Linked DNA regions of Mus musculus: region 2 is linked to region 1. Evidence: chromatin loops called from intact Hi-C (ENCODE). Cell type or tissue: gastrocnemius. All regions are shown on one strand. Each heading gives the region's core, and the rest is flanking DNA. Links, peaks and the distances in the headings are about the cores only.

What was found. A loop is a pair of places that touch in the nucleus more often than their neighbours do. Peaks named below come from ENCODE experiments on the same cell type or tissue, not always from the same donor. Only the 100,000 strongest peaks of a DNase experiment are listed, where the experiment ranks them.
Region 2: it touches region 1 in a loop (3-fold over the local background); 1 of 42 quality-filtered maps calls a loop at or near these places.

The regions. Positions count from the first base shown.
Region 1 is chr4:32,607,595-32,622,613 of GRCm38, reverse strand. Casp8ap2 (caspase 8 associated protein 2) reads right to left here and starts at 7,144. Exons shown (of 11, transcript NM_001122978.2): 1 at 7,122-7,144. In gastrocnemius, for the core only: no CTCF peak of the experiment used is centred there; a DNase peak (open chromatin) is centred at 7,294; H3K4me3 peaks cover 1,801 bases; H3K27ac peaks cover 1,589 bases.
Region 2 is chr4:33,304,465-33,319,483 of GRCm38, reverse strand. It overlaps Rngtt (RNA guanylyltransferase and 5'-phosphatase), which reads right to left and starts at 9,173. Exons shown (of 16, transcript NM_011884.3): 1 at 8,960-9,173. The coding sequence starts at 9,023. In gastrocnemius, for the core only: no CTCF peak of the experiment used is centred there; DNase peaks (open chromatin) are centred at 9,202 and 10,507; H3K4me3 peaks cover 1,729 bases; H3K27ac peaks cover 1,380 bases.

The DNA of each region.
Region 1 (15,019 bases), core at 4,681-9,680:
CAAATGCAAATTAAATTCTTTAATTGCTTTTAGAAGGCCAGTGAGTTGTCTCAGTAAAGATGTTTGCTACCAAGCCTCATGACCTATACATTTAACCCCCCAGGACCCACATATGCAAAGAAATAACCACTCCACAATACATAGGTGTATGCATTGCATTTAGAGCTATGCCATGAGCCTGTACTTGATGCAGAGGCAGAGGTAGAGGCAGAAGGACTAAGACTTTGAAGTCATTTTTGTCCACATAGAAAGTTCCAGGTCAATCTATTTTACATAGCAAGACTCAATCTAAAAATAAATAAATAAACAAAATATATAAATAAAGCAAGCAAGCCCCTCCCCCCTCTTTCCCCCCTCCCCCCCCCCCCAAGACACAGTTTTACTGTGTAGCTCTGGCTGTCCTGGAACTCAGAGCAGGGTGGCCTAAACTCAAAGACCTGCCAGCCTCTGCTTCCTGTGTGCTGAGATTAAAGGCACGTGACACCATCACTTTTAAAATTATTTTTAGAAAGTTTAAATTCAGTAGTAATGAATGAAAGGCAAATGAAGAAAAAAAAGGTGTTGTGTGTCTAGAGAAGTACTGAAAGCCAGGCTTGGAGGCAGAAGTAGGTAGATCTGTCAGTTACAGGTCAGCCAAAGCTACACACTCACACTCACACTCACACACACACACACACACACATACACACACACACACACACCACCACTGCATTCCCCCCCCTCCCCAGAGGAGGAGGGGAGGGGGCACTTCAAGAAGAATCCACACAATAGTACTGGCCAAAGCACACAGCAACCCTGAGAAGGAATCTGGACTTGCATGTAGATCTTCACTCTCTCCACCCCACCTCTTATCTTTCTAGAGCCACTTTGTTTCACAAGGGTGTAAGCCTGGTTTTCTTCACATTCTGTGCAAAATTAAACAAACATAAAACAAGCCAGAGCCATTAAATCAGTCAGGATAAAATCTACCCATATGGTGGCTCACAACCATCGGTAACTTCACTTTCAGAAGGTCTAAAGCCCCCTCTTGGCTTCCATGGACACCAGACATGCATGCAGTGCACAGCTGTACATACACCCATACATACAAAATATAAAAATAATTTTAAAGACATGTATTTCCTAATAAATATCCCAAAAAGTATATTTTGCCTTCTATAACCATTAAATTAGAATCCAGAAATTCAACTAACTATAGATTTTTTCAAAAATTGTATCTGTATTGAATGTGTGAGTGTGTGTTTGTATTAGGGGATGAGGAAGATGGCTCTGTGGCACAACATAATCAGCAAGCACAATGCTCTGGTTTCAGTCCTTACTACCAAAAAAAATCTTACTGGTCTACAATCAAGCTGTCATCAGGGCTGTGGTTCTATAGGGTTTGAGAGAGGCTGTTCACATTTTCCAGTTTCTAAAAGCACCTGCATTCCTGGTCTGGAGCCTCCTTTCTCCATCTTCAGAGTCTAAGACCTACCATCTCCTTTCTTCTCCAATGGCTGCTTCCATAACTATATTTGCATGCTAGCCTGCTACGCTCTCCCTAGGCCCCTATCATCACATGGACAATCCTAACACCTCTCTACCTATTCCTCTCAATAGAACCTGGGTAACAGATTCTGCGATCACTTGAATTCAGGATAAATCTCCCCACTTTGAAATTCTTAGTCATGAGAAGAAATGTAGCCCAATTAGTAGAGTGCTTGCCTATCATACACAAAGCCTACCTATTATCCCAGCACTCAGAGGCAGACTCTGTGAAGTAGCACTCAACTACTTGAAGGCCAGCCTGGATACATAACACTCTGCCTCGAAGCAAAATCCTTAAACATATCTCTACAACTTTACAATCTCTTTGTCATATTTGCTTTATATATTTACAGATGGCAGGTATGAAATCAGCTATCTTTCAGGGCCATAATGAACTGATTTTTCAATCCTTTTTTTTTTTTTGGAGGGGTTTGGGGTTAAGACAGGATTTTTCTATGTAGCCCTGGCTGTTCTAGAACTCATTCTGTAGACCAGGCTGTCCTGGAATTTGAGATTCTCCTGACTCTGTCTCCTGAATGTCAGGATTAAAGGTATGTGCCACCACTGCCCATCTAATTTTTAAATAATTTAAATAACAGCACTGTAACCAACAGATACCAGTTAGACAACAGATGACTTGAAGGTAGGACTGAGTTTCATATACTCAATATATACTAATGAACACAAATACTTACTACAAAACAAGGCAACCTTCCCTGACCCCACCCCAAAAAAAGACTACAGGAGCCAGAAATTTTAAGTTCATAGTTTTGGGTTTTTTAAGATTTATTTATTTATTATATGTAAGTACACTGTAGTTATCTTCAGACACTCCAGAAGAGAGTGTCAGATCTCATTACAGATGGTTGTAAGCCACCATGTGGTTGCTGGAATTTGAACTCAGGACCTCTAGAAGAGCAGTTAGTGCTCTTAACCACTGAGCCATCTCTCTAGCCCCATAGTTTATTTTTATGATGACTCTATTGGTCTCACTCATGGCCTAGGTATTCTCATCTCCCATGGAAAAGTTCTATCTATTACAAGGTCAGTAACAAACTATAAATGCCTTTGGGCACTTACACAAATGTATGAATAATTTCCAAAGGCTATGAATTCAGATATTATCTTACCTTGACTTAATTACTCTAGCATAGACTTTCTCCTTGGACTAACTGCTGATGGAGGGAGGAGGAACATAGGATACAAGAGGGAAAAGACTGGTAAGGGTGACAGAATGCCTGTTGCCTTCAGGGTACTGGAGAGTTAAGAACTACTTATACAAAGATATAAAGCAATAGTCAGTAATACGACAAAAAAATAAAACAAATACATTCCTCTGAAACTACATATTCATGAAGTCCAGAATATTACCTATCAGCATCTGATCACCTGACATCTTTATTTTTATGAATAACACTCACACTCTAGACTACTGACATCACCTCTGTAACATCCATCTGTCCATTTGCCCTCATTTACTGCTGTTTCAATGTGCTTTAGGCCCTACTGTTGCTACCTAGTTTGCTAAATACATGCTACAAACAATTCTAATTCTTTCACAGAAGTACTGCCTGTAGCAATTCTTGCTCAAAACCTTCCCATAACCTGCCAACATCTAGTGAATTTTGCCCAAATTCCTTATTTTGATTTAAACTGGTACCTTTCTAGCCACCTTTATTATTTACTATTTCCAAAATTCCAAAATTCTGAAGATTCTGTTTGTAGACATTTTCTGATACCATCTCACCAGATCTACTCTGTACCAAGTCTACTATGAGTTCACATATTTAAATGAGTCCAGATATGAAATGTTCATAGTTTAAAATGTGTGAAAGCAAGATCAGAATGTGAGGTTTTAGAGAACCAAGAAACAGTTTATATGTTTAAGATACTTGAACTCTCTCCCATAGCAACTGGAGAGATCACTAAAATTCTAAAGCAGAGGCTAATCAAATTCACATTGCAGATGCTAGTAGCCAGGAGCTAGACAGCAAAGATCATCCAACACTGGCATACACATCTCGTCTCAGCAGCTGCAAGGCTGAATCAGGAACCAACGTGAGATCCTATCTCAAAACAAGCATAAGAAAACTGTGCAAGACAAATAAGGAGTCATGAATTTAGCAAAAGACAAAGTCTAGCTCTGAGGGATTTCCGTGGGAAAGCTGTTGTATTTTATGCAAACCTATTCAAATGTCCACTCATTGATTTGAAATTTCCTTTATAACAAAACCTGAGCTGTCCTTAGAATACATATATATTATATATACAATATAAAATATAAAAATATTTATAATATATATTATTTATGTATTATATGTATTTGTATTTGTTTATTGTGTTTGTACAGATGGAGGTCAGAAGAAAACTTGGGGGAATTTATTTTCTCCTTCTACTATGTGTGTCAACCTCAGTCAGCTTGTCAGGTTTGGCATCAGCTACTGGCTAAGCTATCCCACCCACCCTGAGCTGTCTTCAGAACAGCAATCTAACCGTGCTCCTGCTGTGCTTAACCACCTTTGGGTGCTCCTTGCTGATCAGGACAATGAACACACTTGCTAACAGTTCTGCAGAGGTCTTGCATGCCAGTCCTGTACCACTGAACCAGTGTTATTCTGTTCATGGTTCTTCTCCAACCCCCAGCAGCCTACGCAGATCACATGAGTAGCTCTATGAGCACACTTGTTCTCTCCCGGTCAGCAACTCTGAAAAGTGCAGACTGTCTGCTCAATACTCTACCATTATTTAACTGTTATTTTGGCCAAAGTAATGTCCCCTAGGCACAATGTCGTCCCACTAGGTAAGGACCTCTGATATGTTCTTCTTTGGGTTTTAGGGAGCATATGGGTGAGAGCATTGAGACAGGGCTCTCCATGTAGCCCTGGCCATGCAGGAGGTCAATCTGTACACAAGGCAGTGTGCAAACCTAGAGTTCACTTGCCTCTGCCTCCTCAGTTCTGGGACCAAGGGTGTGCGCCACTTCACCTCACATTGTTCTATATCTTTATACCACTGTGTCCTTTCCCTAGAGGACTTCTTTCCACAGTTCAACTGTTGCAGAATATTTATCACACTGCAAACCCAGGATCTTGTTATTTACCTTTTTTTTTTTTTTTTTTTTTTTTGGTTTTTCGAGAGAGGGTTTCTCTGTATAGCCCTGGCTATCCTGGAACTCACTTTGTAGACCAGGCTGACCTCGAACTCAGAAATCCGCCTGCCTCTGCCTCCCAAGTGTTGGGATTAAAGGCGTGCGCCACCACGCCGGCTCTTGGTATTTACTGAAAAGCTCTGTTTCTAGTTGTGTGTCTTGGCCCTTAGCACACACCTTAATTCTTCTGGCTGGAATACAGACAGGCCCTCAGTACACTCCTGTAATTCCAAAAATGAAGGTAGAGTTTGTAAAAGGAAGCACCCATGTTTGAAAGCGGTGTCCAATTGAGTGGCAAAGTGCTGAATCAGAGAAAGATTTGACAGAACAGAGTATGCTCAACTCTCACAAGAGTAGAGAGGAAAGGGAAGCTACTAAAAGAGCAGTGCAGAGAGAAAAAAAGTAAAAAAGGAGAGAAAGCAGCTTTACTGGGACAGGTGTACAGAGACAGGTTGCAGAGAGAGAGAGAGAGAGAGAGAGAGAGAGAGCGAGAGAAAGAACAAGCTAGACACAGGAAGACAGAACAAGCCAGACAGGTCAGAAAGAATGAGAAAAGATGAGCTTACTCAGCAATAAGTCTCAGAGGCTGAAAACACTCCAGGACTAGATTAGATTGTACAGCAGCTAGAAGCTTTCAGGACTCAGGCAGTAAGCTTCGGAAATGACAATTACATCAGGTGATTAAAGTTACATTTAAATTCAACTCTACATTCCCGTGGGATTTGAGAAAACACGTCCACCTTGCTGACAGTACAGGCCCAGGTTGGACAAGGGTCATCTGTTTTGTTCCCCACCATCATCAGCTCTTAGCACTGTCTGGCATAGCGGTTAGTAGTTAGTAAGTAATAAAATAATTTGTTAAGCTAATGAAATGCCAAATTAGTTAAAGATGATTCCGAAATTTCTACCTCTGATAAGGTGGAAGGCATTCTTTTAATGGTAATGGAGAAATAAAGAAGACCCGGTGAATCACTTGTACAACAATCAGGTGAAAATGTCGGTCTGGGTTAGAAATAGAGTTGGATCCCTAACAGATTTTTCTTAAAAGAAAAGGAGAGTTAAGATGATTTGGGGCTCATTAGCATCATGGTGACAGGTATATTAAAAAAAAAATTACAAGTCAGTGAGTCTCCCAGGGTGGGAAGATAGGAGAAGAAAGAGAGAGAGAGAATATGAAAGGTAGAGGAGTGAGAGAGATCTTTCTATACTTCTTCTCATCTCCCATCTGAGTTACTACTGAGAGGAGTGGTACACCTTTGAAACATGCAGAGGCCAAGTTTTAAAAACCAAGAAGCTAATGATTGATTAATAACAGCTGCTGGGCTAGGAAGGTTGCTCAGTAGTGTGCAGTCCTCACAGCTTTGAAAAGGCCAGTCCCTAGCACCAAAATGTTCTTTAAAAATTTTACAGGTTGATAACCATTATCTGGAAGGATAAACAGCTTCAACAGATTCATAAGCAAATGCATAGAGAAAGGGGTCATCTAATCTTTTCTGAAAGCAGTATGAAGTTCAAATTTTTCAATACACAAAAGCATACATTTGTAGAAGGAAAACAACCAGGCAAAAGCTAAGAGGCAAATCTCACTCTAGGTTCTGAGGATGAGACAGGCATGAAAAGCAGCATACATTACACAAGTCAAGTATTGATATAAGTGCGCTAAGTACTCCTTTAAATTATCCTGAAGCTCCTATCAAGTCTATATTATTCCTTATCCCGTCTAAATAGATGAGGAACCTAACAGAGCCAATTAGAAAATCTGCTGCAGCCAACAGCTAGAAAGTGGAGAGCTGGGATAAATTCCAGTCAGATGTCAAAAATCAAAAACACCCCTTAAAACATAAATCTCTGGACATATCCCGTAAGATGGCAGGAAATACTATGGAAAAAAAATAATTTGGGGTATGGTAACAGAGCCAAGAAGTCTTGCCTAGTGGCCTAGTCCCTTCCAAGGCGGGGTTGAAGCTCATAGGAGAAAGGCCTTCAGCGAGAAGTTTGGTGTTGGTGTGGCGAGAAAAGACCGCCAAGAGGATCCTTGAAGCACTAATGCTTCCTGAGAATTCTACATTCCCATGTCAGGGATGGTTCGAGGCGCTGCGGAGAGCACATAAACAACTTCTTCTCTCAAGCTTTCAGCTTGGGAAACTGCCCCTGTCACTGATCGCCCGACCCTCGGGACAGCCCCTTCTCCACACTCACCGAGAGCTCGGCAGTAGGGACTTGGGAGACACGGGTGGGGGAGGGGAGGGGCGCGCTGTAGACCCGGCGATGTTCCGGGTGCTCGCCCCAGCGCCCCCCGAGACGCTCCGAGGGGCGCTCCCCGAGGACGGCAGCTGGCTCCTCGAGGCCCAGCCAGGCACAACCCTTCGCCCAGAGCGTAAGCCATCCCAGGCGGCACCCCGCTGCCTCTCCCCAGCAGCCCCGCGACAGGCCCTCAGGAACTTACCCGGCCGGCCAGCCCCGCACAGCGGCCGCTGTCCGGACGCCAGGCGCTCCGCCGTCTCCACCAATCGCAGCTCACGGTAAGGACGCCAGGGCGGGACCGAGCGCCGACAACCAATTAGATAAGACGCAAAGCACGTCTCGGCGCACACAGCCAGTTCCCGCCATTGAAGGCGGAAAAAAAGATTCCAGTTGGCGCCAAACTCTGGTACTTACTCTTCTGTGGCTCCGAAGGGAAGTGGGCGGGCCGTGACCTCAGTGACAACGGGGCGGGGTTTCTCCGCGGAAAAGACGTCACCAGAGCGGAAGTGGGGCGGGTCTGGGAGACGCTAATGAAAGGGAAAGTAAAGGTGGAGGCTCCTAGCTGTTTTGGCTGAGAGCAAGTGGAGAAGGCTTGAGGTCTTTAGTGTATAAATTGTGTCAGCTGCGCGCTAGACAGCGCTAAGATCTGACCTTTAAGATGCCATCCTGGATGGTGAACGTAGCGTAGAATTACTAATTCAGCGGGATAGAAGAAGGTTTTTGTTTTTGTTTTTCCGTATTAAACTTTTTTATGTAAAGCCGGGCGTGGTGGCGCACGCCTTTAATCCCAGCACTTGGGAGGCAGAGGCAGGTGGATTTCAGAGTTCGAGGCCAGCCTGGTCTACAGAGTGAGTTCCAGGACAGCCAGTGCTACACAGAGAAACCCTGTCACGAAAAACCAAACCAAAAAAAAAAAAAATATATATATATATATATATATATACATATATATATACAATAAATTATTTTTATCGTTTTTCCCCTACCCGAACGCATCTCTGATCCCACCTCCTTACCCACCGAACTTCATGTTCTCTTTCTCAAAAAAAGAAAGAAAAAAGGAAAAAGAAACAAAAAAGAAACCAGTAAGAAAAAACAAACAAAGCCAAGACAATACAAAACGAAACAAAAAGCTCAGACACAAAAACATGGAATTCAATTTATATTGGTCAACTACTCCTGGGTATTGTCCCTTCCCCAAAGTCTGGCTGATAGACCAGTGCCACTCTACTAAAGAAAACTGCTGTCTCCTTTCTCTGCAGGTTGAATTCAACTGCAAATACCTCCTCAGGCTTGAACCCCAACGGGTCTTATGAGGGTTATCGGCCTCTGCATTCATATATTTATTAGTCCTGTTGTGTCTGTTCCTTGGATGACACAGTTCTTGGAGTCATCCGCCACCTCTGGCTGTTGAGAGTCTCTCTGCCTCCTTTTGGGTAATGGGTCCCTGATCCTTGAGGCAAAGGGTTTGATGAAGGCGTCCCATTTAGGGCTAAGTGCTCCAAAGATTCACTCTCTGCCCATTGTTAGTTGCTTCCTACTGTAAGAAGTTTCTCTGATGAGTCTTGAATAATGCAGTGATTTAGGGGTATAGCGCTATGTCGTGATGAGTATTTTATTGGCCTTTGCAGAATCATAGTAGTAGTTTTACCTCTAGGCTTATGAACTATCTAGTCTCAGGTTCTTGGCCATTTGAGCAGTGTCAGATATGGTCTCACTGAGCAGACCTTAAATCCACACAGAAAATGGTTTGTTATTCCTATAGCATGCACGTCACTATTGCACCAATATGTGCAGGGACCCATGGCGTTGACCTGGCATAGATGCCTTGAGAGTCATGCAGCATAGGTTTCTCAGTTTAGAGTCCATGGCTCCTGAAGCACGATGCGCCTTCCCATTCCTGAGAGACCAAATGCTTCAGGCAGTGAAGTACTCAGTACTCTTTGTGTTTCTATGTATGGTCGCTCAGAAGCCAAAGAAACATGGAAGGAAGCTTGACAGAAAAATTGGTCTTAGCATTAATTTTGTATACCCTTTATAGTTTGCAGACATCATTGTACCCTGGCAACAGCAACTGTATTGAGTCTGGTAATTGCCATTAAATTCTGTTTCTGATAAAGGCGTAAAATGTCTAATTACTCTCAAAATTGCCACAGTTTCTCCCACTAGCCTAGTTTGATTTCTAACAGCCGTTTCTACCCTGGCCCGGTCAGTAAATGAAGGAACATACAAATATGTCTTGCAGGCATTCCTGTTGTAAATGGCAGGGTCTATGGCTGGGTAATATTGATGATCACCCTTCACCTCCAGGAACATCCAGAATACCTTTCCAGCACCGTACTAGTCAGCAGTGGTGAAGGTTCTAGTTGGGCACCAGCTTAACTTTCCCATGTTCTTAAATATCACCTCACAGTATTTTCACCTCATAGTGGTAGAGAATGAGTTCATGGCGTATGCGAAGCACGTGATCTACCACGGAGCGACACCTATCTCAGGACTCCTCCAAATAAAAATGTATCCACAGTCCTTAGATGAAAGTATACATTTGACTATTCATTGAATAATGTATCATATGCCGGGCATGGTGGCGCACACCTTTAATCCCAGCACTTGGGAGGCAGAGGCAGGCGGACTTCTGAGTTCGAGGCCAGCCTGGTCTACAGAGTGAGTTCCAGGACAGCCAGGGCTATACAGAGAAACCCTGTCTCGAAAAACCAAAAAAAAAAAAAAAAATGTATCATATGACTGGGGTGATGGCTTTGCAAGTAAAAGTGCTTTCCACATAAGTGTGAAATTCAGATCTCCAGAGCCCATGTAACTGCTGGGTATCCAGGTCCATCTGTAATTTCAGTGTTCAAGAGGAAGAGACAGGGGATATCCCTGGAGCAAGGTGGCTAGCTAGAGCTCTGAATTCAAGTGAGAGACTCTGCTTCAATATATAAGGTAGAGAGCCATCAAAGAAGATAACTAATGTCAATCTCTGGCCTCTACATGCACATATATATATATATGTACCTGCATGCATATGTGTCCGTGTGTATGCAAACATGAATATGCATACATTGTGTTCACCACACATACATTGAAAAATCTATTTTGGGTATTTTTTTGTTTTCAATTTATTTGTTTTTATTTTATATACATGAGTATTTTGCTTGCATGCATTTCAGTCCACTATATACCAAGTGCTGTGGAGGCCAGAAGAGAGAGCTGCTGCCCCCTACTCCCCGGAAATGGTATTATGGATGGTATCATGAAGGTGCTGGGAACTGAACTCAGATGCTGTGCCAAAGCAGCAAGTGCTCTTAATTGCCGACCCTTCTCTCAGTCTCTTTCATCTCCCCCACAATCCCCAGTTCTCACAAAATAGATTCTCACATAGTCCAGGCTGCCTTCAAAGTTATGATGTAGTTGAACATGCTCTTCAACTCCTAACTCTTGGAGAATATTCTGTGTTAGATCTCTCTCTCTCTCTCTCTCTCTCTCTCTCTCTCTCTCTCTCTCTCTCTCTCTCTCTCTCCTTCCCTTCTTCCCTCCCTTTCTTCCTTATTTCCTCCTCTCCTTCTTCTTTGGTTCTTGGGACAGGGTCTTCCTATGCAGTCCAAGCTGCCTTCAACTCACTCAGTTGCCTAGCCTGGCCTCAAACCTGCAATCTTTCTGCCACAGCCTCTCGCGTGCTGGGATTACAGATATGCATCACCACACCCAGCTTTTCAATTATTTTGTATACATGGAAATGTAAATTATGTGAATTTAGCATGGTTGCTTAATTAGATCCCTTATTGGTAGGTACATTGACAAATGCAAATAATATGATAATAACAACTCATCTCACAGATGTCATTTCTTCATTTTTAAAACAGATCTTACTTCAAGTTAAAAACAGCAGGTCACTGGTCATCTACAGTGTGTAAGTAGGTGTGTCCCAGCAGTCCATCTGACTTCACGTTGGCAGCAGCCTTTTCTCTGAGGCCTTCACTGAGGCCCGGCACCTTTGGGAGCCTGAGCTGGAGCTGAAGCTGGGCCTTAGCTGGAGCTGCAGCCTCTGTCTTGGTTTGACCCCTGGGCTTTGGATGTCAGAGCCTATGGTCCTTGGCCGTGTAGCTTCAAATCCAGTTCCCAAGCTTGGGGTGAGCAGGGAACACCCGGCTTAACCACCGATGGCCTCTGCTTGTCCACTCGTTGTGTTTTCAGTGTTGGTATCTTCCTCGGGCCTTGCTGTTGTGCTTCTTGGCAAAGTGCATGTTCCTCAGGAACTTGGGGTCAACTCCTTAAGAGACTTGTGTGTTTGTAACTGTGCCATTTTGGGGATTGGTTGTGTGTGGTGTGGTTCTTGGACCTGGCCATGTCTGCATGGTAAACTGAGGTTTCCACAGCACTGGAGACCAGATAAGCCAAATCATTTCTTAGCCAAATCATCTCTTAATTCTGGGCTTGCATAGGACAAGACTATTACTAAGTTCCAGAGCAAGAGATTACAGTGTGTTAGCAGGTCACGTCTTGGGGTTCAGGGAGAAACTGGCTAAAGATGGCATGAAAGGAGTGCTTTGTTTATGAAGCTACAGTATATCATAAATAGGAGATTGTCTTGATTCTGTTTCAAAAAATTTACAAAATCTATAAAACTAACATTTTTCTAGAACATTTTTACAGGCAAAAATTAGGCTGTAATTTCATGCTTCATAAAACTGCCTTTGATCAAATGCCAGAAGTGATGTTCTGGTGACAGGTTTGAAAGACAAATGTTATGAAGTGCTGTAGTATTCATGCTAGCACATTTTAAAGAGGACACTTTGTAAAACGAGTGATTGTATCTCCCCAGGAGTGTGGTAATTCTGAAGTGAAATGTGTTTTCCCTCAGGACTGAAGTATGAAAGAGCTTAATAAACCCTTACTGGGAACATTTGCTCTGTTTCTTGTCTTTATACTTTGTCCATGAAACAGAGATTTTTTTTAAAATTTATTTTCTTGTCACGAGTGTTGGTCTGCCTCTCTCTCTCTCTCTCTCTCTGTCTCTCTCTGTCTCTCTCTCTCTCTTGGTGTGTGTGTGTGTGTGTGTGTGTGTGTGTGTGTGTGTGTATGTGTGTGTGTGTGTGTGTGTGTGTGTGTGTGTGTAACATGTGCATGCCTATTGCTGTAGAGACCAGAAGAGTATGTCAGAATCCTTGTGGGTACTGGGAACCACATCCAGTTTCTCTTCAAGAGCAGCTAGTGCCCTTAACAGCTAAGCCCTCCCTAAAGTAAAGATTTCTTTCTTTCTTTCTTTCTTTCTTTCTTTCTTTCTTTCTTTCTTTCTTTCTTTCTTTCTTTCTTCCTTCCTTCCTTCCTTCCTTCCTTCCTCTCTCTCTCTCTCTCTCTCTCTCTCTCTCTCTCTCTCTCTCTCTCTTTCTTTCTATCCTATTTTCTCTCTTTTCTTTTTTGGAAGTAAAGGTTTTTGACATGAAACAAGATTGTTGATTTAGAAAAGAACCAGATATTTATAATTTATCTATTGAACTTCAGTTGTAAGGTACTTTCAATGGTTTCCTAGTGTCTTTGGGCAACATGTAATCTTGGAACCTTCTTTTTCTATCTTCATTAATAGAATCCAGAATACTTCAAACTCAGTTGAGCTCTATATTAGAGGCGGTAGAGAAATTCCCTAGGTACTCTCTGAATTTTCCACTCTATTGGCTACAGTCAGCGGGACTCTCTCTGGTTTTTATAAACCTAGGCACTTGTTTTATTATTGGGGTTGACAAGACAGGCTTATGCACAAACTGTGACCTATAGGGTATGTCTAACTGTTCCCTAAAGCTGTACTCTTCACCACACTGCTCAGGACTTAAAGCAGGGGTCTGGATAACGTTTTTACATAGCCAGTCTTGCTACACTGGGCAGGAGGCAAAAGCTAGATTGTAATATCAAAAGTTCAATTCTACCCCTTCTGGGAAAGAAATATGGTCATCTCAGCCAAGGCTGAGGAAGAGGTGCAGGTCTGTGGAGCTGGCAGGGACATGGGCTCTGGGATCCCTCAACTGAAGCAGTAGGCAAGAAAGGGGTTAGGGTGAGTGCTATACAGGGAGCTCAGGTTTAGGGTATAAGAAATGAAAGATAATGAATGAATAGGACACACAGGGCTCCAGATATCCAAGACCCCACTCCTTATTGGGAAACCAGGTTTAATTCTTCGGGGACTCCTTGATCCATCTACCTGCTGGTGGCTTTGCTTCTACATGGCCTCCTGGTTCTGGCTCAGGTAACCTAGGAGCTTCAGCAGGCCTGCTTGGCCAAAGGTTTCCTAAGGCTTCCAGAAGTAACCCATGCCAGTGTTTCTCCAGCTAGGGCATCCTCTCCTCTCCTCTCCTCTCCTCTCCTCTCCTCTCCTCTCCTCTCCTCTCCTCTCCTCTCCTCTCCCCCTCCCTTCCCCCTCCTCCCTCCTTTCCCCCTTTCTCCTCCTTTTCTTCTTCTTCCTGGTGACTCTGGAGCTTGGGGTCCAGCACCCACTGATCTGGTTGCTTCGTCTTGGCAACATCAAACTCCATCGGGTGGGAGTGCCAGGTGCTGCCACTTCATCTGGAGGACATCTGTCAGCTGGGAATCTGGGAACCATGAATCCAGAAACCGTGAGTCTGGCAACCCTGAGTTTGGTAGCCATGAATCTAGACACCATGAGTCTGGAAACCATGAATCCTATAACCATGAATTCTGCATCCCTGAACCTGGCAGCCGTTAATCCAGGAACCCTGAATCTAGCAGCCATAAATCCCACAGCCATGAATCCTGTAACCATGAATCTCCCAAGATGAATTCAGAAACCATGGGTCCTGAAAGAATATGAGTCTTCTTCCTGTCACCTCAAGCACTTTGTCATGTGTGGAACCTTCATGTTCCCCCTTTGTCCCAAGTCTAGTGTCTCTTCAACTCCACTTTCTGCCTCCTCTTCCCTTTTCTCTGGATGCTGCTGTTTGATGAGCTCTTGAGGACAACAGAACAGATAATCTAGGGCTGCACCCCCAATGCTCTAGAACCCACTGGAGGTCTTTCTGCAAGAAGCTGCTTTCTTCCAAATTCAGGATATTTTTTCAGGCCAGGAAACACAGGGGTCACAGCATCTTCCTCCTAGGCTGCTTGTCAATCAGGGAACACCTGTCACAGTGATGATTTTGCCAGGAAACGTTCATGGACCCCAAAAGACCACCAAGGAGCAGATATTGATGCAATTGCATTAGGGTCTCTTTATTTAAGTTTGAGCTTGGGCTCCTTGCCAACCCTGACACAGCTGGAAAGTGGAGCCCTGAGCCTAGTTTTAGGCAAGCATGTATAGAGGCAAGAAAGAGGCATCTAGCCTGGTACACTTCTGATTGGGGGGCCGTTATGGCCTTTAATATGTTAGATAGGCACCTCCGTTAACCTTTTGTCTCAGGTTTCTTTGAGACCTAACAATATTGTTAGTTCTTTAAAATGTTACAGTAAGATGATACACTCTTTTTTGTTGTTGTTGTTGTTGTTGTTGTTGTTTTGTTTTGTTTTTAGAGACAGGGTTTCTCTGTATAGTCCTGGCTGTCTTGGAACTCACTCTGTAGACCAGGCTGGCCTCAAACTCAGAAATCTGCCTGCCTCTGCCTCCCGAGTGCTGGGATTAAAGGCGTGCGCCACCACGCCCAGCAGATGATACACTCTTAAATATGACTATTAAAGATGCTGTGGATTACGAATTAGAAAAACGAGTCCCTGGTTTTTTGCAAGTTATTTGACCTTTCTGGAATTCTAGTTCTCTTCTAAAATCAGACATGGGTTCTGAGGACACGCTTAGCTTTCCAGTTCTTACTCTATAGAGAAAAAGTATTTCTTGATCGTAGACTAATGGAATGTAGTACGCACACAGGCTTAGCTCTCCTCTGGTGTATAAGTGTTGATCCTGCTATGGAGATGTTTCTTATTTTAGCATGGCATAGTTTGCAAGAACACTTTACGTTTGATTGTCACTCTGCATTTTCTGCTCACATTGGATGAGGCCAGATTCACCCCAGGCAGCTGTTTATGAAACTGGACATGGCTTATTGATCTGTAAGTGCTAGTTTCCAGAGCAATCAATAGACTACAGAAATATACCCAACT
Region 2 (15,019 bases), core at 6,611-11,610, 690 kb before region 1:
CCAATAGCTGGAATTACACGTACATACCAATGCATCCAGTTTAACTCACTTATTTTAAGTTTCTAATTACATGGCTTTGGAATTTGGGGGGTTTCCTTTTTGTTGTTGTTTTGTTTATTTGTCGTAATTTGAAACTCTGTTTCAAGTTTGAGTTTAGACTCAAACTTGCTATGTAGTTGGGGATAACCCTGAACTCTTGGTTCTCCTACCTCAGTTTTCAGAATTGGTGTTCCCCCAACAGAACTGATCCTAATGTAATGTTAGGGCTAAAAACCAGGCATCTGTGCATACTAGGTAAGTACTCTACTACATCCCCAGCCCTAGTCATATGTGGGGGTTCTTAAGTATATCCATCTTTGAAGCTTACCCACATCTTTGGAAAGATCATGGGGAAGCTGTTATCATGTTAAGATGATATTAACCAAAATCTCTTGCTAAAGACATATGTTTTGTTTGGTGCCAGACACAACTTCTGGGAGGTAACTGGATAATAAGAGCTCTGACTTCATCAACAGATTCACTCATCCATAGATTCTTAACTTACTGAGTTACTAGGAATTAGCAGAAACACTAGCAGAAGGTGTCTAGTTGAAGGAAGTCCCTGGGTGAAGCATATCCTTAAAGGCTGTAACTTGATTTCGGACCTTTCCTCTTTACCTTCTGACCACCAAGAGGATAAGTTTGTTCCACCATATCCTCTTCATGGCGTTCTGACTTATCTGACTGAAGCCCAAAGGGTCAGGGCCATGTGACCACAGTCTGCAACTTCTCAAATAAATTATGAACCAGAACCAGATTCTTCCCTCACCTACACGGCAGTACAGGCCTGCACTACCAGCCCTGAGGACGTCAGAAGTTCTAGGCCAACCTGGCTATACAGCAAGAACCTATCAACAAAATACAAAAAAAAAAAAAAAAAAACCACTCCTACCCTTTTTGTGGTGCTACAGACTATATTTAGGATTTTGTGCATATTAGTGAGGTGTTCTAACAATGAGCTGCATTCCCCAACCCTGTCTGGTTTTGTTTTTAATTTCGAGACAGGGTTATTATGTTACTCAGGCTAGCCTTGGGCATGTGACCAGCCTCCTGAGTAGGTGGGATTGGCTAAAAGTGTACACCACCAGCCCCAGACAGCCTTTCTTCTTTTTTTAAGTATTTATTTTTATTTTACATGTTGTCTGCTTGCATGTATTTATTTGCACATGGGTGCCTAGTGCCCTAGGTATTCAAAATAAGACTCAGACTCCTTAGAACTGTTAGAGACAGTTGTAACCTGCCAAGTGGGCCTGGAAACCAAACCTGGGTCCTCTGTACGAGTAGCACAATACTGTTAACCACTGAGCCACCTCTTCAGCTTGCAACTTCTCTTCTTTGTAAGTTGATTACCTCAGAAATTTTGTCACAATGACAGAAATCTAACTAATCCACTACTTAAACTAATTTACATTTTCAAATAATAAGAAAAATAACAATAAATAACTGAAATATTTAGTCTTAAAAATACCATTCACCCAAATATGACATTTTTTTTAACTTTTGTTTTCTATAAAACTCAAAAATCAACAATGAACATTCCACCACACTGCTAAATTCAATGGTCAGGTCTTGTTTCTCAACTTACTTAGACACTCAGAAATATATGAAACAACCGGCCAAGCCTGCTGATAAAAACCAATAACCCCAGCCATTCAGAAAGATGAGGCACAAGGAGAGAAACACAAGGTCTACCTGAGCTACAGAGAAAATTCAGTCTACTCAACTTAGAACTCACACAGGATAAAACTATATTAATATTGTACTGCCTAGAATGCAGAAGGCTAGAGGTCCAATCTTCAGCATGTGGGAGTGGGGATGGATCTGGATAGCCAATTACTTTTTTGTTTGTTTGTTTTTTGTTTTGTTTTTCGAGACAGGGTTTCTCTGTGTAGCCCTGGCTGTCCTGGAACTCACTTTGTAGACCAGGCTGGCCTCTGCCTCCCGTGTGCTGGGATTAAAGCCGCCCGCCACCACGCCCCGCTCAACTGCAACTTTTTTTAATCAAATAGACACAAGTTTTAAGACTTCCCAAGCTCCATCTAAAGTTTGGGTGTGGTTCTCTGCATCTCTTTCCATTGGCTGCAGGATGGAGCCTCTCAGTGGCCAGTTATACTAGATTCCTGTCTCTGCAGGCTGTCCCAGGCAGACTTACTTCAATGGCAGGCAGGTCCAATTAGGATGGGTGGTGAGGCAGGGCTCCAAGCTGTTTAGTTTTGGGGCCCCCGAAGGTTTGCATGGAGAGGCAGGTGCTCTTAGGGTCCCACAAGGCTCCACTGGACTAAAGAGCAAGCCTAGAGCTAGATAATAGGGCTCAAGGGATCGGGTACCACTCATCTCTCACCTGGCTACTATTAAATAAATGTAATTAAGGGTTTTAATTGACAACAGTATTGTTTTATTTTTGTTACATGTATTTATTTATGTGCATGTGTGTGCACACAGCTTGCATGTGCAGGTCAGATGACAGCTTACTGTAGTTCTTGTCCTCCCACCATGTAGGTCCTGGACACTGAACTTAAAAGAGCCAAGCTTAGCAGTAAGTTTTACCAACTGAGCCATCTCAATAGCCCCATTATCAATTTTTATCTTCATATTTTTATACTAATTGACAGCATATACAGTCTTGTTGATGTGTACTGTATTTCTCTTAGTTTGATTTGATGTTACTGCTATTACAGCAGTTTTCTTCCTATCTGAGCAGTAATAGGGACTGAACCCTCAAAGTGCTAAGACCTCCAACTGAAGACAGAAGTGCCAGTCACCAATAGTTGTACTTATCACAGCATAAACAACTTAGAAACGTGAAAAAAGCATGGCAGCACAGCTCTTCCAAACTGAATCCAAAAGTATGAAAACGTCTGGAATGGCAAGCAAGAGTTCAGTTTCGGCTTTGTTGATGAGAGAGCCAACTGTGGTGATTCACAATTGTCTGTGTTTCTTCTTAAGGATTTATTTCATTTCAAGAGTGTCTTGCCTGTGTATATTTGTGTACACTACATGCATGCCTAGTGCCTGAGGAGACAAAGAGGCAACAGATCCCCTGGAACTAAGGTTACAGACAGTTGTGAGCTCCCATGTGGATGCTGTGAACAGAACCTGAGTTTTCTGCAAGAGCAACAAGAAACATTTCTTACAAAAAGAAACAAGAAACATTTCTCCAGAACCCAAAGCTCAAAGATTCAATGGATCAAATAAAAAGTAATGGAAAGCATCACAATAGACCAACTGAAAGAAAAAGTATCAATGAGTGAAGACAAGGCTAAGGAATTATTACATCCAAATAATAAAGAAGAAAATGAACGATCATGACCACAACATTCAAGATGAACGACACAAGACACTATACCTAAGAAGTAAGATGCAGACTAAAAACACAGGAAATACTCGGTACAATCCGGACAGAGTATCTCCAAAGCTAGGCAGGAAGTGGCACTGAAACACAAGACACATTTAGAACCTTGAACAGACATGACCAGAAAAGAACAAGACCCAAGCTCACTCTCCCTGACTGTGCTTCATTTTCAGTCCTCACAACTTTTTCTTTCTTTTTTTTTTTTCTTTTTTCGTTCTTCCCTTAAATATCCTGGGCAAGTGTTCTACTACTGAGCCCCATCTACAACCCACCAGGCATGGTAGGGCACTCCTTTAACCCCAGAGTTAAAGACACAGAGGCAGGCAGAGCTCTGTGAGTTCACAGCCAAACTGGTCTATATATCAAGTTTCATCCCATCCTGAGCTAAATATTGAAACCCTGACTCCAAATACAGAGGAAAAAAAAATGAAAACAAATATTTATTTGAACATGTAGTCAAAACTGTAATGACTTCACCTGTTCATAAATATACCTAATTCACAACTAATGTTGAGTTCTCATGCAGTCTAATTAGAATTCTCTCCCCACACCTTTAAATCCCTCTCCTTCCAAAAGTGATTTACATCCTGGGAGGCAGAAAAGACACTTTTCACAGTTGTCAACAACTATAGCACCTTAACATCTCAGCAGCATTTCATGTACCCAACGCCCTTCCTGAAAAACTGTCTTGCCTTCTGTAAGTAACACAAGACTTATGGGGTTTGGGCTTCTTCTCCCCCTCAACCCCTGCTTTTAGGTTTTCTGAAATGGGGTCTCACTATGCAGCACACACTAGTCCAGAATCTGTGATCCTCCTGCCTCTGTCTCTTGATGGCTGGGAATACAGGTGGATATCAGACTCTTATCTCCTACTCAACTAACACCTTTCAGCCCTTCTTCCTCCATTCCTTTAATCCCTCTTTTATTCTTTACCCAACTTCTAGATGACAGCTTTCTATAGGTTCTGCCCTGGACCTCCTCTCTCTTAACTATGTATAAAGTCTTCACTACTGGAGGATAAATAATGATAAATAATGATAACTCTTTGCCAAATTGTTCTTTCCCACTGCTGGAGTTACAGATGTGTGTGTATCAACACTCCTGGTTTTGTCCCTACCCAAGTACAAGGGAAGCTGAGTAGAGTCTCTTGATGTCTCAAAGAGAGAGTGGGGACACTATTCCAACTGAAACAATACAAAAGCAATAGTGTACTCACATACATAAAATAAATAAATCTTTAAAAAAATGAGTACCAATGTTGAACCAGGCATAGTGATGTATACCTCTAATCCCAGCACTTAGGAGACAGGCAGGCAGATCTTTGCAAGCTCAAGGCCAGCCTCATCTGAGTTCCAGAGCTGCATAGTGAGATCCTACTTCAAACTAAAATTCAATCATGCTGGAGAAACAGCTTAGGAATTACAAGTACTTGCAGCTCTTGCATAGAACAGGTGTTCAAATCCAAAATGTTTTTTATAATATGCAATTCTAGATTTTAAAAAAACAACAACATAAAAGTAGAAGAGGGGAGCCGGGCGTGGTGGCGCACGCCTTTAATCCCAGCACTCGGGAGGCAGAGGCAGGCGGATTTCTGAGTTCGAGGCCAGCCTGGTCTACAAAGTGAGCTCCAGGACAGCCAGGGCTATACAGAGAAACCCTGTCTCGAAAAACCAAAAAAAAAAAAAAAAAAAAAAAAAAAGTAGAAGAGGGACTATCTAAGATAAGGAAGAAGAATAGTGAAGGGGGGAAAGGACAGAGTAGCAGACCAGTGAACATGATCAAAGTACATTATTACAAAAGAACATTGTCTCAATAAAAAAAAAAAAAAAAATACCTTGTCTCAAAAAAAGGGTGTGGTGGCACATGCCTTTAATCCCAGCACTTGGGAGGCAGAGGCAGGCAGATTTCTGAGTTCGAAGCCAGCCTGGTCTACGAAGTGAGTTCCAGGACAGCCAGGGCTACCGAGAAACCCTGTCTCAAAAAACCAAAAAAATAAAATAAAATAAAATAAAATAAAATAAAATATAAAAAGAATTCACAAATTTCACAAATTCAAAGCTAAACTGGACCAAGCTCCTCACTCCAAAACAACAACAAAAAAGGCTCAGGCTGGAGAAATGGCTCAATGAATAAAAGGATCCTTGTTTTACATGTATAAGGATCTTAGTTCAAATCTCACATTTTCAAAAAAGCAGGTGTGGTTGTACCACAGCTGTATCATAATCCTGAGGGGAAAGTAAAAACAAAGGGTCCCTGGACTTGCTGGCTCCCAACCTAACTCCAAGTGTAGGAAGAGACCCTTTCTCAAGGACGTTCAACATGTGTCAGATGTCCAACCTCTGAGCACAGACCTACACATGTCTCACACATATACACACACACACACACAGACACGCACAAATAAATGAAGGATAGGAATACAGATCAGTAGTATAATTGACGAGTATGTGTAAGGCTCCAAGTTCAATCCCAACATCACTAAGTAAATAAATATTTCTTAAAAGATTCACAATAGAATGGTCAACTTGACTGAAGATAATACAGCTATCAAAAAACATCATTATAACCAAAAATACATATAAATATGCTGAGAATAAAAAAAGTTTCCTTTTTAAAAAAAAAAAAAAAACTTGCTCGTACTACAACTTGCTTAAATTGTCTTTCTCTTTTACTCAAGGAATTGAGTTTCTTTAAAACTTTTTTATTTTTCAGACAGGGTCTCCCTATGTAACCCAGAATGGTCCTACCTCTGCCTCCTAAATGCTAGAATTATAGGTATATGCTACTAAACTGAGCTTTAAATTATCCTTTTCCCCTTTGAAATAGTCTTACTCTGTATCCCAGACTGGCCTTCAACTCACACCAATACTAAATGCTGGGAATTACACACATATGCCACCATCTCTGCTTAAAATCTTTCAATCACTTTTATTAACTGTTTATATAGCTTTATTGACTGAGGATTTCATATGAAATCTTAAGGAATGCTTACAAAATACAAAATAGAAGAATCAACGTAAACAAGCGCAGAATCTCTGCTTCTAACAATTTCATACACTGCTAGGCAATATTGTAAAATATGTTTAATATATACACATAAAACCTTTTTCTTCATTAAAAAAAAAACAGTAAGTTGCAAGTTAGTTAAAGCTTAAAACTTTCACTTTTTCTTTTTCTAAATTTGAGGCAGGGTCTCATTATGCAGCCCCAGCTGGCTGGAACTCACTACCTAGGACAGGCTGGCCTCGATTCACCAGCCTCTGCCTCGTATGCTGGCATTAAAGGTCCGTCCCACCACACCCTGCAAATGCAAAACTGTTGGGAGAATGAAAAGACAAGCTAGAGTGGAGTTGACGAGTATAGAAGGAGCTATTTGACCAACTCAAGCGCCCTTTAAAAAGTGGGGCTCTAGGGAAGGGCAGGCATATTTGTTCCCGACATCTCGGAAGCAGAAGCAGGATCAGGAATTAAAGCTGATCCTCAAACTACATTGGCCATAGTTCAAGGCCAGCCATACAAACACACACAACGTGAGAGTGCATGATGTTTGCATTTATTAAAGGATGTACGCCATCAATGACAGAAAGCAGATCAACAGGACTACAGAAGTTTCATACAACAATGTATAGAAAGACTACTATGTGGAAGCTGTCATAATATTTTCCCTATGTCCATATGCTCAAACAGTCTCTAGGCAGCCACACAGTGGGTTACATAAGAAAAAAAATTGTATATTAAGGTGAAGTGTTTTAGGTAAACTGAATGGAACACATACCAAGAGCATGAGATTTAAACGTGTATGGGTTTTATGTTTAAACTCCCCTTTTTGAAGGTTTATGTATGTGTGTGCATGTGATAATTATGAGTATAATCCACATGTATGCAGGTACTAGAAGAAGCCAGAAGAGGCAATCAGATGTCCTGGAAGTGGAGCTGCAGGTGGTTGTGCGCCACTCTTCATGTTCTCTGGAACAGCAGCACTGAGACAACTCCCACGCTCCTAAAACTCATGTTTAAAGCAAGTTACTTGGCCATGACTTGGTGTCAGCATGGCCAGGTCTAGAGACGAACTGTAGCAGCAGAGCCCGTGGGTCCTTGTTAGTCTTAGAATGCCACCACTCCCATTTATCTGTCACCACATAATTGGTGCTTACTGGAATCTCCTGCCATGGGTACAAGTGTTCATACAAGTGTTACATCCACATAATGTAAAGCAACATAAATAAGAGAGGGGGGAGCAAGAAATTTTGAAGGTGGCAAAAATTCTGAGACTCCCTAAATTTAATTCCAAATGACGCCAGAAAAGATACCCAGTTAACCACCACATCCTGACCCACGCATAACACAACTGTTTCTTCCTATATGTGCTGAAATCTTCACATAAGCTCCATCCTAAAACTTCCTGCTTTGTGTTACCCAGCACAGCTTTAAAACAAAAAGTTACAGTTTTAATATACAGGTTTTAGCTCAAGAGTTAAGAAAAAGCCGGGCGTGGTACACGCCTTTAATCCCAGCACTCGGTAGGCAGAGGCAGGCGGATTTCTGAGTTCGAGGCCAGCCTGGTCTACAAAGTGAGCTCCAGGACAGCCAGGGCTATACAGAGAAACCCTGTGTCGAAAAAATACAAAACAAAACAAAAAAAAAAAAAAGAAAAAAGAAAGAAAGAAAAGAAAAAGAGAGTCACTCAGAATAAAGACAACCAGAAAGCAAGGGTGTGGGCTTCTAAGAGAGTGTGGGTACCAGCTAGCTCCTCAATAGGGAGCCACAGCTCACTGTATTTTGCCTGGTGTTCAGATAGCTAAAAAGAGAGAAAGGAAACGCTTATGTCTCATAACTCCGATAAGGAGACTTAGCAGATCTTTGCAAACACCTGCCCGATAATTACTCTATAGCTGAGTAAATCCTGTGAAAACAGAACTTGTATTCCTTCCTCAATTTTAATCACAAAAATGTTTTTGGCTTCTAGGTCCAGCAGACAAAGTTCCTAATTGCTATCTAACCCGGTTGCTGGTAACTGTGGAGCCTGGTCCTTTAAAGTTACCATGTGCGATGTCTCCACGGATTCAGAGAACTGTGCCTCCGTTATTTCATGTGTATTCCCTGGAATACATGTGTGTGGTCCAAAACTATCAAACTGTACACTTTGAAGTCACTGTTCTTTTAGCCAAGCAGTGACCCGAGCCTATAATCCCAGCTCGCAAGTTCGGGGATGAGTCCACTATACGTCAAACTCAAGATGGCAACATTCCGCAAAAAGTCAATTTTTAATAACAAAACCAAAAGTCCCCCGCTATCCAGCCTCGCGTCTCTTTAAGCTTTCCTTCAATTTCCAGGCTCACACCCAGCTACTCTCTTTCCGAAAACAAGTCTCGCCAAGACAGCGAGACCCAGTCTCCAAAATATCACAAAGAGGTTCACAAACTTTAAGCTCTAGAAGCGTCTGGTCCACCTCCGGTCCTCACTCCTCCGCCTTGCGGGAGTCCCGACTGGCGACCACCAAGCGCGCGGTCCCCCAGGCCCGGCCGGCGCAGTGAGATTCGAACCCTCCCGCAGCCCCCTCCCGGGTACCTGCCACCGGCTGACCGCGCCGCGGACAGTTCAGCCACCGCGGCGGGATCTTGTTGTAAGCCATGTCTGTGCCGCCTCGCCGATAGCTCCACAGCAAACCAGCCCGGACCCCAACGGCAGCAGCTCTACCCGGGTCCTCAGCGGCGCGCCACTTTCATTCAGGTTCGACTCCGCGGCTCCCGGCGAACCCACAATGCACTGCGACTTCCGCCCCAAAGGGCCCGCCCCCTTTCTTCCGAGGTCAGGCGAAATGGAAGCCCCGCCCAAGTGAGGGAGGGGAAGCTGCTGAGAACTAGATAGGCGGTTCCACCTGGCCCGCCCCCTTCAGCCCCGCCCCTGTATCTCAGGGCGCCGGCCTCTGCCACGCCCCGCCCCTGTTTTGCCTTTGTGAGTACTCTAATGACTGGTGTCTCTTTTTTTCCATCTAAACCGGAGAAACCCCCAAAGTAGAAGGAATCCAAGCTTCTTTCCACCTGTGGACTGACCTGCTACATTCAGAAGGGTATTTCACAGGTGAAAAAGTGCTTTTCCGTTAATCATAGCTCAAATTTGATGTCTCTGCTGGATCTGGGTCATTTGAGAATCCTCCCTTTACCTGCATCAAAAAGTCCGGAAAACCAGAGTCTAGGTTATTATAAATGAGTTTTCTTTTTTTGGCGAAGTGTAGGGGACGTGCTTCCGACGACCCATAAAACATCAAAAATTAGTTCCAGAAGCCTTAAGACTATCATTTCTGGAGCAGATGGTTTTGATGTGGTGTTTGTTTGTTTTGTTTATTGCTGGTTTTCACCTTTTTTTTTTTTTTTTTTTTTTTTTTTTTTTTGGTTTTTCGAGACAAGGTTTCTCTGTATAGTCCTGGCTGTCCTGGAACTCACTTTGTAGACCAGGCTGGCCTCGAACTCAGAAATCCACCTGCCTCTGCCTCCCGAGTGCTGGGATCAAAGGCTTGCGCCACCACACCCGGCTTCGCCCATTCTTGAGATTTAAAACACCATATGAAAAGCTGTAGCTATAAGCTTGGTTGTGGGCCACTAGGAGCAAGCTGGTTCTTCCTTATAATCCCTTCAGTCATCAACTTGACATGCCTGAGAAGAGGAAACCTCGATTGAGGACCTAATTGACCTGTGGCCCTGTCTATTGGGCATTTTCTTGATTGCTAATTGTGGTGGTTTGACTGTGCTTTGCCCATGGGAAGGGGCACTGTTAAGTATGGCCTTATTGGAGGAGGTGTAGCCTTGTTAGAGGAAGTGTGTCACTGTGGGGTGGGCTTTGAGGTCTCTGTGTGTGTGCGTGCGTGTGTGTGTGTGTGTGTGTGTGTGTGCACGCGTGCGCGCACGCACGCACGCTCGCACATGATCAAGTCTGGCAGAGACAGTCTCCTCCTAGCCGCAGTTGGATCAAGACATAGAACTCTCAGCTTTCTCCAGCACCATGTTTGCCTGGATACTGCCATGTTTCATGCCTTTATGATAATGGACTGAACATCTGAACCTGTAAGTCAGCTACAATTAAATGTTGTCCTGGTCATGGTGTGACTTCACAGCAATGGAACCCCAAACTATGACACTAATCAATGGCAGAGAGCCAAGCCATTCCTGATCCGATGGGTTAGTGGTTCTCAACCTTCCTAATGCCGAGACCCTTTTAATACAGCTCCTCATGATATGGGGCCCCAGCCATAAAATTATTTTTGTTGCCACTTCATAACTTAATTTTGCTACTGTTATGAATTGTAATGTAAAAATTTTTTAATTTTTGAAGATAGAGGTTTTCTAGGGACTTGCAACCAGGAGGTTGAACACCAAAATCAACTGGCAAGGCTGTATAGGGAAGCTAGCTGAGCAAGCCAGGGATGTCAGCCTGAGTTTCTCCAGAGTTCCTGCCTTCAGGCTCCTGCCCTTGCTTCCTTTCTTGATGGACCAAAAGGCCAAAGAAATCCTTTCCTCCCGAAGGAGCTTTCAACCAGGGTTTGATTTACAGTGACAACAAAAGTAATCAAACGAAGGCTCAAAAGAATAAATCTAAATCCTACCTCTGGCCTTAGGTGAAGGGAGGCACAATCTGACTAAATTTACAGCTTTTTTTTTTTTTTTTACTATTGATCCCACCCTTTAGAGTGTCAATCATCTGACCAGGAGAGCTGCTAGTTTGCCTAGGCAGGCCTGCTGAGGAGTTGGAAGGAATAATTTCTGCTTATTCTCCCCCTAATGAGATACTGTATTTACATACCCAAAGTCCTCCCCCCCCCCCCCCGTAATAGAGTTACTTAAAGATTTTCACTAATTCTCTCTGCTTTCTGCCTGTTTCTTAATTTTAAAAAAGCATAACTTTTCTTTCCTTCTGATTGCCTTTTTTTTTTTCTAATATTGGTCAAAATCGAAATCGTACCCATGCTTGCTTACCCTGACATTACAGACAATCTCATTCTCTCTGTAAAGCCCCGGTCATGTGACAGGTTCTTCAGAATTGAAACATTCCCTCCAAGTTGAAAGACTCACACAAAGTGTGAGACCTTTGAGCCTCAGGAGGTGAACAGTTATCTGAAAACAGGAAATTGGAAGACACCTGAGGGCTGCTACCCACACTGCGGGAAGATAGGATGAGAAAAGATAGTCAATGATAGAGTTGCGTATGAGCTCGGTAGAAAGCGCCGGGGTTGTAGATTTTCTGAATCGTCACCCACATTGGACTAGGCTTTCTAACCTTGCGTTTTGAGTTACCCCTGCTCCTCGTCACTAACCGCTGACTCACACTCCTGTAAGTGACCTCACTAAAACCTCATTGGTTCACCAAGTTGGAAACAAGTGTACCCATGACTCTGTCGTGGGCTCCCTTTGGAGGGTAGGAAATATATGTGTTGTGTCTCCCCAGCAAATGTCTGTCACACAACATCCCAGGATCCGAGAAGTTGCTTGCCAGCGTCTGCAGCCTAACCGTAATGCCGCGGGCCTTCTCTGTCTTGCTGATCTCCGGCCCCCTCTTCCCAGAATCTACCACTGCTTACAGATTGCCTACTTTGTTTGTTTTCTCTGCCCTAAGCTTCCTTCAGTCAGTTCCTTCAATCAGTTCCTGCGTGGTTGTGTTCAGCTCACTATGTTCTTTTTATTCAGTTGAGGACCATCCATGAAATGGCGCCACCTGTATTCAGAGTAGGTCTTTCTACCACAGTTAACCAGACTGAGAAAAACCGTCACAGCCCTGCCTCTAGGCTAACCGAATCTAAACAGTCTCCCCTTGAGGGCCCTTCTCAAGTGACTCTAGGTGATATCAAGTTTATAAGACCAGTAGGCACCTCTCAGTGGCAAGTTGGCTATAATATAACAGCCTGACTTCACAAGCACAAATTCTCTCTTTGAACTGCACAAGGAGCTGTAGTTCCTCTGGAACAATGGTTCCTCTGGCAAAACTACTTGCCACTCAAGTCTGACAGAAGTGGAGAACTAACTCCAAAACTTATCATCTGGCTTCCATACTTCTGCCATGGTACTAACATGTCTAAATCCAGGCACTCATACAGACATATTTAAACAAATCTTTTTGTTTTTTTTTTTTTAAAAAAATTATCTGTGTAAAGATTCACATCTTCAATCCTAGACTTAGGAAACAGAGACAAACAGCGCTCTTAAGTTTGGGGGCAGCCTGGTCTACATATAGCGTTCCAGACTAGCCAGGACTCCATAGTGAGACTCTGTCTCCAAATAAATTTGGGGTTTTTAAAACATTTTACTGATTTATCATTTCACATCATGGACCCCGTCCCCTCAAATCTACCCTCCACCCTTGGAACCTCCAGCCAAAAGAGAAAACACACAGCAAAATAAATAACACAAAGCATAGAAAACAGCTCATCGTGGAAGCTGTAGTGTGTCACAGTGTGTCCCACAGTACATCCTTCTGTCCACACATCTTCACTTGTAAATGTTCACTGCAGTGAGTCGTTGGTCTAGTTTGAGGTTTCTGGCTTCTGTGACACTGACAATACTGCTTTCTCTTCCTGACTATTCTATTGTTGTCCTATGTCATGGAAATCCTGCAGTTTTAGATCCAAAAGACTGGACCTTTCATGTGCCCCAACAATTCACAGATGGTGTAGATTTGGGGGTGGGCCAACTCAAAGCCCTGGATCTGGAACTGCAACAGAGCTGATCACCCCACCAGAGAGCCCTTATCCACACCACCAGGGCAAGCTCTCCAGCACTGTTTCAGCTAGGCCACCCGTGCCACCATCAGCAGAAGGCAAGGTTAGCTCTTCCACACTCATTTCTCAAAAAAACAAAAGAAAAAAGAAAGCTGTCTCCAGCAGAACACAGAGCTGGCAGCTTGTACCCCATCACTGACTTCCAGCCCTTTCTTCCACTGCTCCCAAACACCTCTTCCTCAGGGACCCCTCTCCAAGCTGAGGCTGGTCCTTGCCACTCTCCCAAGAGCTGCACCTAATGAGGGGTTGGACCAGTTCTCCTATTCTCACACAATGGTGCTGACTCACCCATGCCTTCACCATCAGGGCCAGCAACACTATATCGCACAGGCAAGATTCAGAGCCCACTCTCCCAAGTGGGTCAGCTGGCAAGGGATGGGGGCAGCTCTCCCAACTACTACAAGTGGTGAGGGACGAGGCAGAGAGGGTAATCCCCCTGTACCCACTCCACCTCACAGCAGACACGTAGCAGGACCATTTCTTCTGAGCCCACTCCTACAGAGCCTGCTCACTTGCATCCTATCCACCACAGACAGCTCAGCTGTACTGTCTAGGCCTGCATAGCCATCAGACTACAGAGCAAGTTCCAGGAAAGCAAAGCATGGACAGGGAGGAGACAAAATAGGGACATTAGTTTCAGGGATTTCTTCTCTCATCTCTTTCCTATTTTCTATCTTTCTTAGATAAGGGGAAGAGGGTTAAAAACAAAAATGGGGGATATAGAAATATTATAAAATATTATTTAAAAATTAGACAAATGAGGGTAGATTATTGAATCTATTCTTAAACTAGAAAAACATTTTATAACCATGATCTTACATTGGTAAAGATTTTTATATTTGATACACAATTGAGGTTATATTTTGTTAAATTGGTACAGATTTTTGTATATTGATACAAAAACAAGGTTATTTTTGATACATTGGCATAGGTTATTGTATATTGATACAAATTTAAGGTTATTTTTGATACACATAATATATATATATATATATATATGTTATTAATGTTTATTTGAGATATTGTACTTATAAAATTTTTAGAGATGCAATATAAAGTTCTAGTCCTTTTAAAAGCTGCTATTGAAAACTGTTAGGGAAGATAAAAATGCAAAAATGCAAGTTACAAATTATTAGATATTATTAGATTATTAGTCAGTCAAACTCATGGTCATATTAGATGCTAGTTTAGTTATTTACAATAAGATGGTTTCAAAGTTATTCAAATAGTAAATAGCTAAGAGTAAACAATGTTTGACAGTTCAGATATACTATAGATAGTTGGTCTTCAAAAACCTCAGAGATCCACAGAATATGGCATTTAAAACTGTTTCTTTTTTTTTTTAAAGATTTATTTATTTATTATATGTAAGTACACTGTAGCTGTCTTCAGACACTCCAGAAGAGGGCGTCAGATCTCGTTACGGATGGATGTGAGCCACCATGTGGTTGCTGGGACTTGAACACTGGACCTTTGGAAGAGCAGTCGGGTACTCTTACCCACTGAGCCATCACACCAGCCCAACTGTTTCATTTTTAAAAGAACTTTTGACTATGAGACAGGTCTGTTCCCTATGCCACTTCAAAGATGATGAGCACCAATAACCTCCATATGAAATAGCTTCAACTGTGGCAAGCTAATCACTGGGCAAAGAAAATGCCTATGCTTCAACTACAGACAAGTCTGTACAGAAAGGACAAACAGATACAGTGAAGTCAACCACCAAGCTCTGCCAATACAGGCTAAGCAAGTCCTTCATAATTCCTGCTTCACAAAAAAGTCTGTCAGATATACTGAGTATAAGGCTGAAGATGGATGCTCCTACGTTTTAAAGTCAATTCTGGGTAGCTGTGCAGGAAGCT